Linked DNA regions of Homo sapiens: all the other regions are linked to region 3. Evidence: chromatin contacts called from ENCODE Hi-C or POLR2A ChIA-PET data. All regions are on one chromosome and are shown on one strand. The core of a region is the stretch at or near the end of the contact, and the rest is flanking DNA. Distances in the headings are between cores, read along the strand shown. Region 1 overlaps VTI1A (vesicle transport through interaction with t-SNAREs 1A). Region 2 overlaps HABP2 (hyaluronan binding protein 2). Region 3 overlaps TCF7L2 (transcription factor 7 like 2). Region 4 has its middle 15 kb from the start of LINC02935.

Region 1 (2,700 bases), core at 50-2,549, 420 kb before region 3:
ATCCTGAAATCATTTTAGTTCACCTTGATATCACCTGTTGAACATATCTAAGACTGGTGTATTCGCAGACTTGTTGTAGGCACAGTTGCTAACCCCAGGGAAGAGATTTCGGAGTCAGTAACTACTTTGTCAGTGTATTGAGACTGGGAAGACACGCTGCTTTACCAAACCTACTCTGAGCATATGGAGTGCTGTTCTTGGCACTCGGGATGCGCATCAGCCCAGGGACCTGCCAGCTGGGAGCGGACCCCTAGAAGGGGATCTAGTGGGAACATAAGTAAGTATGGTCCAGCACAGAAGGGATGGATCTGAGGAAGAAGGCATGGAGGATGAGGATCCGAGGTGAGGGAAAGGGCCATGAAAAAATTTCTGACGAAGTGTTCTCCTGGGAGTTTCCAGCACAGAGAGAGATTTCCAGTTGAGATCAGGGAAGAGCAAGGAATATTTGAAATGCATGGAGACACTGTCACCAGTTCATCCTTTGAAGGCAACATGTCTTGGCATGTTCATTTCTATTCTACAAACATTTATGGAACACATGCTGTTGAGACATGGCAGGCCTTAGGTAGTGAAGATAAAATATAAATAATCCATGTCGCTCTCCCAACATGTATACTCTAGTGAGAAGACATAACTAAGCAAATTTTATTATAAATTTGAGTATAACATACCCATATGTGTACACAAGGAGTTCTTAGCTAAGTTGGGGTTCCTGGAGTTGGTGATACCTGGCCTGAGCTTTGAAGAATAAGTGTGTGTTAGCCAATGAAGAGAGAACAGGGACATGGAGGCCTTAAAACAATATGTTGTGCCCAGGAGCTACAGATTGACCATCCCTACTCTGAAAATCCAAAATTCAAAATGCCCCAAAATCCAAGTTTTTGAGCCCCAATATGATGCTCAAAAGGAATACTCACTGGAGCACTTTGGATTTCTGATTTTTGGATTAGAGATATTCAACTGGAGTGTTATTTTGCATATATTCCCAAATCCAAAAAAAATTAAAAACTCAAACACTTCTGGTCCCAAGCATATTGGATAAGGGATACCCAACCCCTACAAACTGTTCCGTTTTACTTGAGGAAAAAAGACAAGGCGGGAGCCAGGGTTTGAGCCAGTGGTACCTTAGAGGGGCTGTAGGTTCCCCACCACCCCAAGAGCCCCTTGCCATGAATGCTGCCAGGGCCACCCCAAGCAAACATAGTTGGAGTAAGAGGACTGTGCTTGCTATGTAAACGCAGCTTCGTAACAAGTGCCGTTGCACCTCTGCTGCCCTAAGCTCCTCTGTATGGAAAATCTAGAGATTCCACCGAAGGGACATTGGCTCAGTGCTGAGAGTTGGAAGCTCTGAGTCATGACTGAGTTGGAAGCTTACATGTTGATTTACAAGGCGTCTTTGCCCATTACATTTATTTACATGTCCAGAGGTCATGGCCTGAAAGGCTTGGCTCCAAATATGATGTGCCCTTTCTATTGTTGATGATGTGACTCTCCATTCAGTTCTCTTTTTCTCTTCTCCTGGTTATCTGTTGCTGAGTAGCAAACCACCCTAGAAATGCAGTGACTTCAGCAGCAGTCTCTCAGGATTTTGGCGGGTTAGGAAAATCAGGGGTTGCTTGGCTGGGTGTTCTGGCTCAGGGTCTCTCATGAGCCTTCTTCAGACAGAGATCAGAGCTGGAACTATGTAGGGGGGACAGGAGCCTGGAGTAGCTCGGGACTGGCTGGGCACCTTTCTCTTTCTGTCATTAGTCAAAAGGCCCTTCCATGTGGTCTCCCTGCATATGCTGGTTTGGGCAATCTTACGGTATGGCAGCCTCAGACTTGGCAGCCCAGGGCACCTAAGGTGAGAGCTACAAAAGCAAGAGGCAGAAGCTGTGTGGCTTTTTCTTACCCAATCTAATAAGTCACACAGTGCCACATTCTGTGCCTCATTCTACTCAGCAAGACAGTCGCAAGGGCCTGCCGAGGTTTAAGGGGATGGGATGTGACACATACCCCACTCTTTGATGCAGGGGTGGCAGGTTGACGAAGACCAGTGGGGCAGGAAATATTGTTGCAACCAGTTTTGGAAAATACAATCTGTCACATCCCCGAAGAACATTTTCATCCACTCACATAATCCTTTAAGTTACCTAAAAATTAATTTACTCATTACGGTGTCGCCCACAACCTTCCTTGCTCCCTTCCCACAGCAAAATCCAAGGCCTCAGTGCACACACACAAACCACAAAACTCCTGTTGTCTGAATGAGAGTCAGTCACTCAAGTGTGTACTGTCCCCATCAAGATGACAACATTTTATAAGGATGTATCCTGTTGCCCCATCTTCTAGGAATTTGCACTTCCATCCATTGTTAAAGCCAAATATTGCTCAGATCTTTCATGGAGAGGCCCCTTTGAATCTAACCCCTGCAAACTAGAGACTCAGGAGTGAATGATTTCAAATCTCTATTTGCTCTGCACCTGGGAGATTGATGGTACTCTCATAACAAGTTTGGTCAATGGCATTTAGTGGAGTACTGAATGCTTCAGGGAGTGAAAAAAGAGAAACTGAAAGAAAGGCCCAGATTTTGGGCTCAAGGAACTTTACAAACTGAAGCATTAGCATGTTCGTGGTAAGAAATCTTCTGATTTAAACAAATGATGTAAATTTTACATTTTTTAGTAAGCACTACTTCAAGTGTGCTATCTTTAATGAAGA
Region 2 (2,793 bases), core at 158-2,657, 430 kb after region 3:
GGTCAGCTGGGACCATGTGCTATTTTAGCCCTGTTGAAACTAGGAATGGATGTGGTGGGAGAAGTGGGCAGTGGCTTACGTGCCTTTTGATCTGAGTGAAGATGTTTGTTAAGATGTGTTTACCGCAGTAGGCTGGCCAAGGCTCAATCTGACTTTTGTACTTTCTCCAGCTGTCACTGGGGCCAAGTAGGCCCTCTCTGTGGCCTGCCAGGCCTAGGCCAGATTGGATAAGCTTTTTTTTTTTTTTTTTTTTTAAGACAGAGTCTCATTCTTTCACCCAAGCTGGAGTGCAGTGGCACGATCTCTGCTCACTGCAGCCTCCACTTCTCAGGTTCAAGCGATTCTTGTGCCTCAGCCACCCGAGTAGCTGGGACTACAGGCTCCTGCCCTCACGCCTGGCTAATTTTTGTATTTTTAGTAGAGATGGGGTTTTGCCATGTTGGCCAAGCTGGTCTCCAACTCCTGGCCTCAAGTGATCTGCCCACCTCGGCCTCCCAAAGTGTTGGGATTACAGGCGTAAGCCACTGCGCCCGGCCCACAGATAAGCCTTTTTATAAAGCATTCCAAGAACAGTGCCCCTGATTTTGAACCTAGCTCAACACCTGCCTCTCAAGGTTAATGAGCTTTTCTGTTTCTTTCTCCTCCATCCTTGCTTTATTACTGTGTACACGTGGCAGCTTCCTGGTCCCTCACAATGGTGACTAAGAGCAAGGACTCTGATGTGAGACTGACAGTCTCCTGTTCTGGCTCCAGCATTTCCTAGTTAAGTTATTTTAGACAACTTAATATCTGAAAACCTCAGTTTTGTCACCTCTAAATTGGATATAATCATAATACCTAAATTATGAAGTATTGTGTGCAACAAACAAGACAAAATGTCCGTAAAATATTTAACACAGTTGATGGCACATTGTCAGCTCTAAAGGAATGTGAACTGAGATAACAGTTTTCTCCCTAGTTATCTCTTCCTCCTACTCTTCCATCGATCTTTCTCTTTGAATGTGCAAGTCTCAGGAGTAAGGGTTCTTCTATCATTTTCTTGTCTCTGGGAGAAGAGATAATGGAATGATGGAATGAAAGGAGGCAAATACTGTGTCCACCCTTCCCACCTACCATCATCCAGGTTAGTTTCAGGGATCCGGATATAGGCATAAGTAATTGACTATCAGCCTGGACTTTCCCATACGGTCCCTAAATATCCAGCCAGGTGTTCGGACTACCAGTTTCCACATTGCACCACGGCCCCTCTCTGTGGGTGGACACTGTGAGTCACAAAATGAGTGACTTGCTTCAGATTCCGGCGACCCCCTGACAGGCAGCCCAAGCTGCACATCGGCTTCAGGCTCCCCGAGAGCCCAGCCCAGGAAGTCTCGGCTTTCTTTTTGTTTGGTTTCCCTCCGAGCGCCAGCTCCTAGGAAGGGCACGTCTGCCACCTGCTGGCTGTAGGCAGCATGGCACCCGGCTGTCCCTCAGGCTCCAGCTGGAGCCAGGATGCGCAATGCTGGCCCAGGTGCAGGTCCTGGAGGGCCCTTCCTTGCTGGACCCCGAGGAAGGATGTCCCTCAAAGTCTTCTGCCCACTTCTTAGGACATGGCCCACCCTGTTCGGCTCAAAGAGAAGAATTCGTAGGGAATCTCCAAAGGACTGGGTGGAGACAGGTCTAGACAGACAGGCCCTGCCCTGAGAAAGGCAAGGCAGGGAGCAAAGACCAGGACCAAGGCCCAGATGACTGGGGGTGATGAGGGCGAGATTGAAGAAGGGGTAACCTTTGTCCTTGAAGTCTTAGTGTATTAGTCCATTCTCATGCTGCTAATAAAGACATACCCAAGACTGGGTAATTTATAAAGAAAAAGAGGTTTAATAGACTCACAGTTCCACATGGCTGGGGAGGCCTCACAATCATGGCAGAAGGTGAAAGACACGTCTTACATGGTGGCAGGCAAAACAGTGTATGCAGGGGAACTGCGCATTATAAAACCATCAGATCTCCTGAGACTTAATCACTATCATGAGAACAGCACAGGAAAAACACACCCCCATGATTCAATTACCTCCCACATGGTCCCTCCTATGACACATGGGAATTATGGGAGCTACAATTCAAGATGAGATTTGGGTAGGGACACAGCCAAACCATATTAGGGTCCCCTCATGGCACCTCTCTGGCACTCAACCCCAGAGGTACCCATTTCTGGCAATCCTTCACCCTAAGCCCAGGAGCACCCCTAAGGCCTAAGCTGCCCTTCCTCTGCCAGGCCTCCCCACTGCCAACCCCCACCCTCAGCCCCAAACAGAACACCTGTCCCATCTCACTGCCTGCAGAAACAGGGTGTGGGGGAGGTGGTTAGCCAGGAAGTCATTAGACAGAGGCACAGTCCCCGATAACAAATGACCTCTCTTCCTTTTTTTGCATTCCTTTCCCCTCACCAACATGTTATTTTGTAATTTTTTAAACCTACAGAAAAGTGGGAAGAATAATGCAATGAATATTCTTCATCCAGATAGATGCCACAATTGTTAACATGTCGTTATGGTTGCTGTGTCTCTCATTCTCCTGTGTGTATAGTTGTTTTGTTTGTTTGTTTGCTGAATCATTTGCAAGTAAATTGTAGACATCACTCTACCTCACCACGCATCTCTCTCTTTTGTTTTTTTCTTAGATGGAGTCTCGCTCTGTAGCCCAGGCTGGAGTGCAGTGGCACAATCTTGGCTCGCTGCAAGCTCTGCCTCCTGGGCTCACCCCATTCTCCTGCCTCAGCCTCCCGAGTAGCTAGGACTACAGGCCCCCGCTGCC
Region 3 (2,896 bases), core at 382-2,881:
ATCATAGATAGTTCTCTCGTTGAGCGTAAAATAATGATGGGTGTAAATCTTGGTTTTCCTTTCTAGCTGTGTGCAACTCTTTGGTTCAATCTAGGATTGTGTAAACTGTCAGGAATGGTGGTGAAGAGAGTGGAGGCTGTGTTGCAAATGTGTATGTTGTGTTACTGCAAATATCACACCCAGTACAGTCTCCCATGTTGAGGTTCTAGACCCTAGTTTACTCAAATTACCTGCGTTACTTAATAGTGGTCCTGTTGGCTTTGATGAGAGTAAACCACTATTCTTGATGTCTTAGGAGAAGGGAGTTCCTTTGAAAACGTAAATTCCCGACTCCAGTGATACAGGTATTATGATCTCTGTATTGTCACAACAGGCTGCTGCATCGGCATTTTCTGGAAGCAGCAGAGCCTGAAACCTTGTATTCTTAGGGAAACCTCCCCTTTGTGGTTTGGGGTTGTTGGGGACCTGGCTGAGCTGTGTAATAGAATTCTTTCCTTCTGCAATATTTTGGAATGTGATGAAATCCTGACATGCCCTCCAGATTACGTAGTTCTGCACACATTTGAGGATTTTTGAAAAAATTCAACTTTGCCTGGGTCACTCCCTCGTTACCTTAAACTTGCAACACATCAGCTGGAGATCAGAGGGAGCAGCAATTGTGTTTGCCCTCCTTGTCCCATGGTGACTCTGTGTCATTTTCACGCGTGTTATTTATTCTGGCTGTAGATGCCCATTAAAGGATGCCCATGTTTGGGATACTAACAAGGCAGGATAGAACGGAACAATGCAGTTCTGCCTTTGTGTTCGTCTTCCTTTCTGTCGGTCTTTGCTGAATCACAGGGTTTGAGCATTTGTGTTTGTTGAGCCACATGAGTGGAAACATTTATTCTTCCTCTTGGCTTACCTCCTCTTTTTCTAGGGAGAAGATTTACCTGATCAGTGAAGGAAACAGCTGTTTCTTGAGCTTTTCTCAGACTCCATGGAGTAGGCATGATTTTCAAATGCAGGCTGAGATTCGAAAGTTAGGCACAGGGTATACAAGAAAAACAAAAGACCTTTTTATGCAGCTGTTCCTTGTAAATAAATTAGAAAGTTGGTGTCAGATTTTGTTCACTACTTCTTTCTTTAATTCCCCAGGATGTAATAACCATTATGCTCTTAAAATTTACTCTAAATCAAAATTGGTGATTTCCTTTCCATTATATTTAGGAATCCCTAGATTTGGGGTTGTTGTATTTGGTGGCGAGGGGGTGGTCTGGAAATCATTATTATTTGTTAAAAGTTGTTTTGAATTTGAGCTTTTGGATTTCTTCATTTGGGATAGGTTCGATTTATTTCTGGCTCGATTTTGAAGATCTGCTCTCCTAGAAACAGCTGTACTCTCTTACCCAATTCCCAAACATTCTCTGTGAACTCGGGCACTTAACAAGATTGATTATGTTAACGCTAATCATTTAATACCCAAGTAGTAGAGAAATATTTGGCAGGAGGGTGGAGGTTGCAAATTCCTGGGAAATTACTTAGGGGTGAAGTGGCTGGTTCTTCATCCCTGAGACCTGGCAGAGGATTAGGACAGAGGGCCCCGTTGTGCCTGTCGCACTCCCTCACTGACCTCCAGGTTGAGAATTTTGTGACGCTGCCGGAGGGAGGCAGAGGCAGGCAGGAAGAAAACCCTGGAAACTCGCTGATCAGGGGCGAGCCTGGACCGGGTGGGCTAAGATGTAAGCTTGCAAGTGTTTTAAAGGTTGGCTGGGGGAGGCACAATGGGATGTTTTCTTTTTAATTGCAAAATAAATGAGAATGAGGGGAAATAAATTATGTTTAATGAACTTAACTGGAAGTAATTGTTCAAGAGCCTGTGAATGCACAGCTTTACTGGGTCGGCCCTTGGCTGCGGTTTTCACAAAGCCAAGCAGCTGGTGCACATCTTTATTTTCCAGGTTCGAATGTTCCTTTATTCCTCCATCTCAACACCTTCTTTATTTTCCAGGTACGAATGTTCCTCTATTCCTCCATCTTAACACCTTCTTTATTTTCCAGGTTCGAATGTTCCTCTATTCCTCCATCCCAACACCTCCAGCCCACCCACCACCTCTCACCCCCCAGCCCTTCCATCCTCCTTTTGAGGATAGAGAAAAGGTCTTTAAGAAGAGCTGAGCTTGGTCCTCTAGACCCTTCATGTTTGGCAGTCTGTTTGGTGTGTTACCAGCTGGGTGGTTATAGTATAGAAAGGGCCACCCCAAGAAAGGCCAAGGACTTGAAGTGATCGAGTTAGTTCTAGGTATTTGCATGTGTGTGAGAGAATTTGGATGAAAACTGACTGCACGTTTCTCCTCTCCCTGCTTGCTCTGTTCAGTCATTTCCCAGCAAGAAGAATTTTAATGCCTGTGTGAATCCATGAGAAACTATGAGTCGGCAAAATTTCACAGACGGCAGGGAGAATCATCTCTCTTCCTCTTCTTGCTGTCTAAATGGATTTGATTCCAGAGAGGGAGAGGGAGAGAAATAAAAGCCAGCTATTGATAATTTACAATACAAATAAGCAGCACCCTTCCTAGGAGGCTCTCAGGGATTGGAGACGCTCTAACTCTGCAGCCTGCGGGGGTAGGTTCTGCAGCAGCCCGGCCAGAGGATGCAGGCTGTGTACTGCGGCTGGCAGGGTGGGCTTTGCTTTTCTGCATCTCACAGGCAGATCTCTTTTCTCTTACCACCTTGTTTCTCCAAGTAAAACTCGAACCCTGTGAAACCTTCTGTCTTTTATTTATTATTTCCAACAGGCAGTGCTGTAGCTATCGATAGAAGTCTTGTCCAGGGAAACAATCCACCATTAGCTGGGAGCAAGGCCTTAGACAGAAAGGAGCAACATTCAACTAAGGAAGACCCCGGCCACGGTGAT
Region 4 (2,927 bases), core at 51-2,550, 260 kb before region 3:
GTTCTTGAATCATGTGTTTCCCTGAGGCCTGGAAATTATTCTGAGAAGCTCCCTGACCCCTATACACGAGCCCCCTTATAGCCTGTGTTCATTTTCCTCCCTGGCTCTGCAGGCCCACCATCCCCATTCCTGGGCATTGTCACACTCTGACAGGCAGCTGGGCTAATGTCAGAAAATGGGACAGGTGGTATGGCATTCTGCAGAATTTGGGGGATGTGGTGTAGCTTTTTCCCTGGAAGAAGCCAGAGCTGGCCAGACTGACCAAATGTGTACCGCACCCCTAATGATGGTCCACCTTCCCAAAAGGAAAGCAAGTGAAGGATCATGCATTTAAATTACCTCTAGGCTTCATAAACAAAACCAAAATCTTTTTTCTGGAAATAATTTTAGATTTACAAAAGAGTTATAAAGGTAGTACAGAAAGGTTCTCATACCCTTCACCCAGCTTCCCCTAACGTTAACTACTTACATAACCATGATCCATTTGTCAAAATGAAGACATTATCATTGACACCCTGGTGTGGTGGTGCACGCATGCAGTCCCAGCTACTCGGGAGTCTGAGGTGGGAGGATCCTCTGAGCCTGGGAGGTGGAGATTGCAGTGAGCCACTGCACTCCAGCCTGGATGATAGAGTGAGACCCTGTCTCAAAAAAGCAAAACAACAACAACAAAAACATTCCCACAATACTATTAGCCAAACTACAGACTTATTTAGATTTCCCCAGTTTTCCCACTACTGTCCTTCTTCCATTCCAAGAGCCCATCCCGAATTCCACATAGCATTTAGCCTTAGCCATCATGTCTCATTAGTCTCCTTCAGTCTATGACAGTTTCACAGTCGTTCCTTGTCTTTCATGACCTGGAGAGCTTTTGAAGAGTAGCACTCAGGTGTTTTGTAGAATGTTCCTCAATTTGGGGTTGACTCATGTTTTCTCATAACTCAACTGAGGTCATGAGGTTTGGGAAGAGGTGTCATGCCATTCACATTGTATCATGTCAGGGGCACATGCCACCAACCTGCAATATTACTGGTGATGTTAACTTTTGACATTAAGCTTACCAAAGGTGGTATTTGTGAGATTTCTCCACTGAGAATTCACTGTATTTTCCTTTCCATTCTCTATTCGTTAGAAGCAAGTCACAAAGTCCAACTCACACTCAAGGGGATGGGAATTGAACTTCTGGAGGGAGGAACCTCTGGGCTTTTAAAAATACACAGCACACTAGGCAGGGCTGCCAGGAGCAGGGAGGGTCCCAGGCCTGCCCACTGACTTGCTGTTGACCTTGGGTGAGTCACTGTGTTTCTCAGAGCCGGGATTTCCCTCCCTCTTATGAAATCCATCATGGTTTCACGGCCCCACAGCTGTCTCTAGGAGCCTCAGAAGGATTTAGCCAGTAACACTTTGAGCTGCTGGAATATGGATCTGATAGGGGACACAGGGTCCTTGTTAATGACACTGGGGTCCTGTTCCTGGTCTGTAAGCAGTTTCCAATCCTGATGCTCATCATCCCCATAACAGGAGTGCCCCCTCAAAGTGGTGGGGCCGTCACTATTTTTACAAAATGGTCTCATGTTATAAACATGCTAACGAGGATTTTGTGTAGCAGGAAATACCACAGGGAAATATTTTTGTAAAGTGAAGCATTATTTTGCAAAGTGAATAATTCCCCTGAATTAGCCTTTTTGTCTAAAGTCAACTTTTCACTTATTGGATTTGCTTAAACTAAGGGGCTCTAGGAATTCCTTCCAAAGTACACACTGTCTTTGTGCAAATGCTTCTGAATGGACAGAATGTTTTCTATGTTGATGGTGATGAATTACCTGAGAATCATAACTTATAGTAATTGTTTTACGGCCTTGTTGGTTGACTCTTTACTAGTGGAGAATCCTGGCCAGCCTGTATTCTGTCAATTGACACTAACAAGAACTAAACCCCAAAAAGATTGCCGTTTGGTGACTTTAGCAAAGACAATGAATGGTGAGCTATGTTTTTCTGGGAGTAGGTATATCTGCTGGGATTAGATGTTTTCTCTGTTTCTTCTGACATCACACCACTCTCCGTGGACCACCATGTCTGGGCACACAGGCTTTGCGTCCTACAAAACTCCAGGGTATCACTCCCAGGGATTCTGATGTGGATGGTGCTCCCTGGAGTTCAGCAACATGGCAGCCCTGTCTCCCACCCTGTGGAGCCACTGCTGAACTCGTCCAGTTTCTCACCCCGCGTCAGGTCTCTGATAAACCTGGAGGAGGGCTGACATAGAGCAGAATGCCACTGTCCAAGACTTTGGTGTTCTCTCCAAATTCCTCTCCACAGACAGTCAACAAAGGCTTCTGACAAGGTGGAAGAAAATGTTCATTCTACCCTTTTCATTTGTGGCCATGACTGGACCACCCCACCTGGACAATATGTAATAACGTCCTTCAGAGATCCTCTAATTGTCTGAGAATAGCACAATTACCTGGGTTGTGCTGGGGGAAGGGTGTTCGAGTGTTTCTTTGTTGAAGATAAAGAGTTAAAATAGACAAGAATTTTTAGTACTCTCTTGACATGTCTTCATTTTTCAACATAGAAAGAATCTCAAAAATGGAAGTGACCCATAGCATCCCTCATCCTGAGAAAGACTCAGGCCAAGAAACACCCCCCTCAGTGTTTCAGTCTTCTACTCCTTTTTTTTTTGAGACAGAGTCTTGCTCTGTCACCCAGGCTGGAGTACAGTGGCATGATCTCAGCTCACTGCAACCTCTGTCTCTTGGGTTCAAGTGATTCTCCCACCTCAGCCTTCCAAGTAGCTGGGACAACAGGTGTGCACCACCACACCCGGCTAATTTTTTTGTAATTTTAGTAGAGACGGGGTTTCACCATGTTGGCCAGGCTGATCTCAAACTCCTGACCTCAAGTGATCCACCCACCTTGGCCTCCCA

The links. Hi-C counts contacts between places; a loop is a spot of excess contacts on that map. ChIA-PET counts read pairs that join two places held with the same protein, here RNA polymerase II (POLR2A). Pooled maps may share reads with other maps.
Region 1: a loop to region 3 is called in a map of adrenal gland, with 3 times the contacts of the local background. The contact joins two enhancer-like sites. A Hi-C loop is called at or near these places in 65 of 168 maps with a recorded cell type or tissue (A673, CD14-positive monocyte, CD4-positive, alpha-beta T cell and 36 more), 17 of 37 single-sample maps with no recorded cell type and 47 of 50 pooled maps. POLR2A ChIA-PET finds 5 or more read pairs at or near these places in 1 of 52 experiments (IMR-90).
Region 2: a loop to region 3 is called in a map of A673, with 2.2 times the contacts of the local background. The contact joins two enhancer-like sites. A Hi-C loop is called at or near these places in 6 of 168 maps with a recorded cell type or tissue (A673, CD8-positive, alpha-beta T cell, chondrocyte and 3 more), 2 of 37 single-sample maps with no recorded cell type and 18 of 50 pooled maps. POLR2A ChIA-PET finds 5 or more read pairs at or near these places in 1 of 52 experiments (A673).
Region 4: a map of endothelial cell of hepatic sinusoid shows a loop between it and region 3 (2.3-fold over the local background). The contact joins two enhancer-like sites. A Hi-C loop is called at or near these places in 1 of 168 maps with a recorded cell type or tissue (endothelial cell of hepatic sinusoid). POLR2A ChIA-PET finds 5 or more read pairs at or near these places in 2 of 52 experiments (OCI-LY7 and RWPE1).

The regions. Positions count from the first base shown.
Region 1 is chr10:112,715,797-112,718,496 of GRCh38, forward strand. The region is part of intron 7 of VTI1A (vesicle transport through interaction with t-SNAREs 1A); the gene reads left to right. Among named protein-coding and RNA genes, the nearest start is that of MIR4295, 83 kb to the left of the region's middle. Within about 2 kb of position 1,300, at least 4 of the 41 ENCODE cell types and tissues checked have a DNase peak (open chromatin) inside an H3K27ac peak, as active enhancers do.
Region 2 is chr10:113,562,209-113,565,001 of GRCh38, forward strand. The region is part of intron 1 of HABP2 (hyaluronan binding protein 2); the gene reads left to right. Among named protein-coding and RNA genes, the nearest start is that of HABP2, 11 kb to the left of the region's middle. Within about 2 kb of position 1,408, at least 4 of the 41 ENCODE cell types and tissues checked have a DNase peak (open chromatin) inside an H3K27ac peak, as active enhancers do.
Region 3 is chr10:113,131,300-113,134,195 of GRCh38, forward strand. All of the region lies in intron 5 of TCF7L2 (transcription factor 7 like 2), which reads left to right. Among named protein-coding and RNA genes, the nearest start is that of SNORA87, 87 kb to the left of the region's middle. Within about 2 kb of position 1,632, at least 2 of the 41 ENCODE cell types and tissues checked have a DNase peak (open chromatin) inside an H3K27ac peak, as active enhancers do.
Region 4 is chr10:112,874,727-112,877,653 of GRCh38, forward strand. No RefSeq gene overlaps it. Among named protein-coding and RNA genes, the nearest start is that of LINC02935, 15 kb to the right of the region's middle. Within about 2 kb of position 1,301, at least 2 of the 41 ENCODE cell types and tissues checked have a DNase peak (open chromatin) inside an H3K27ac peak, as active enhancers do.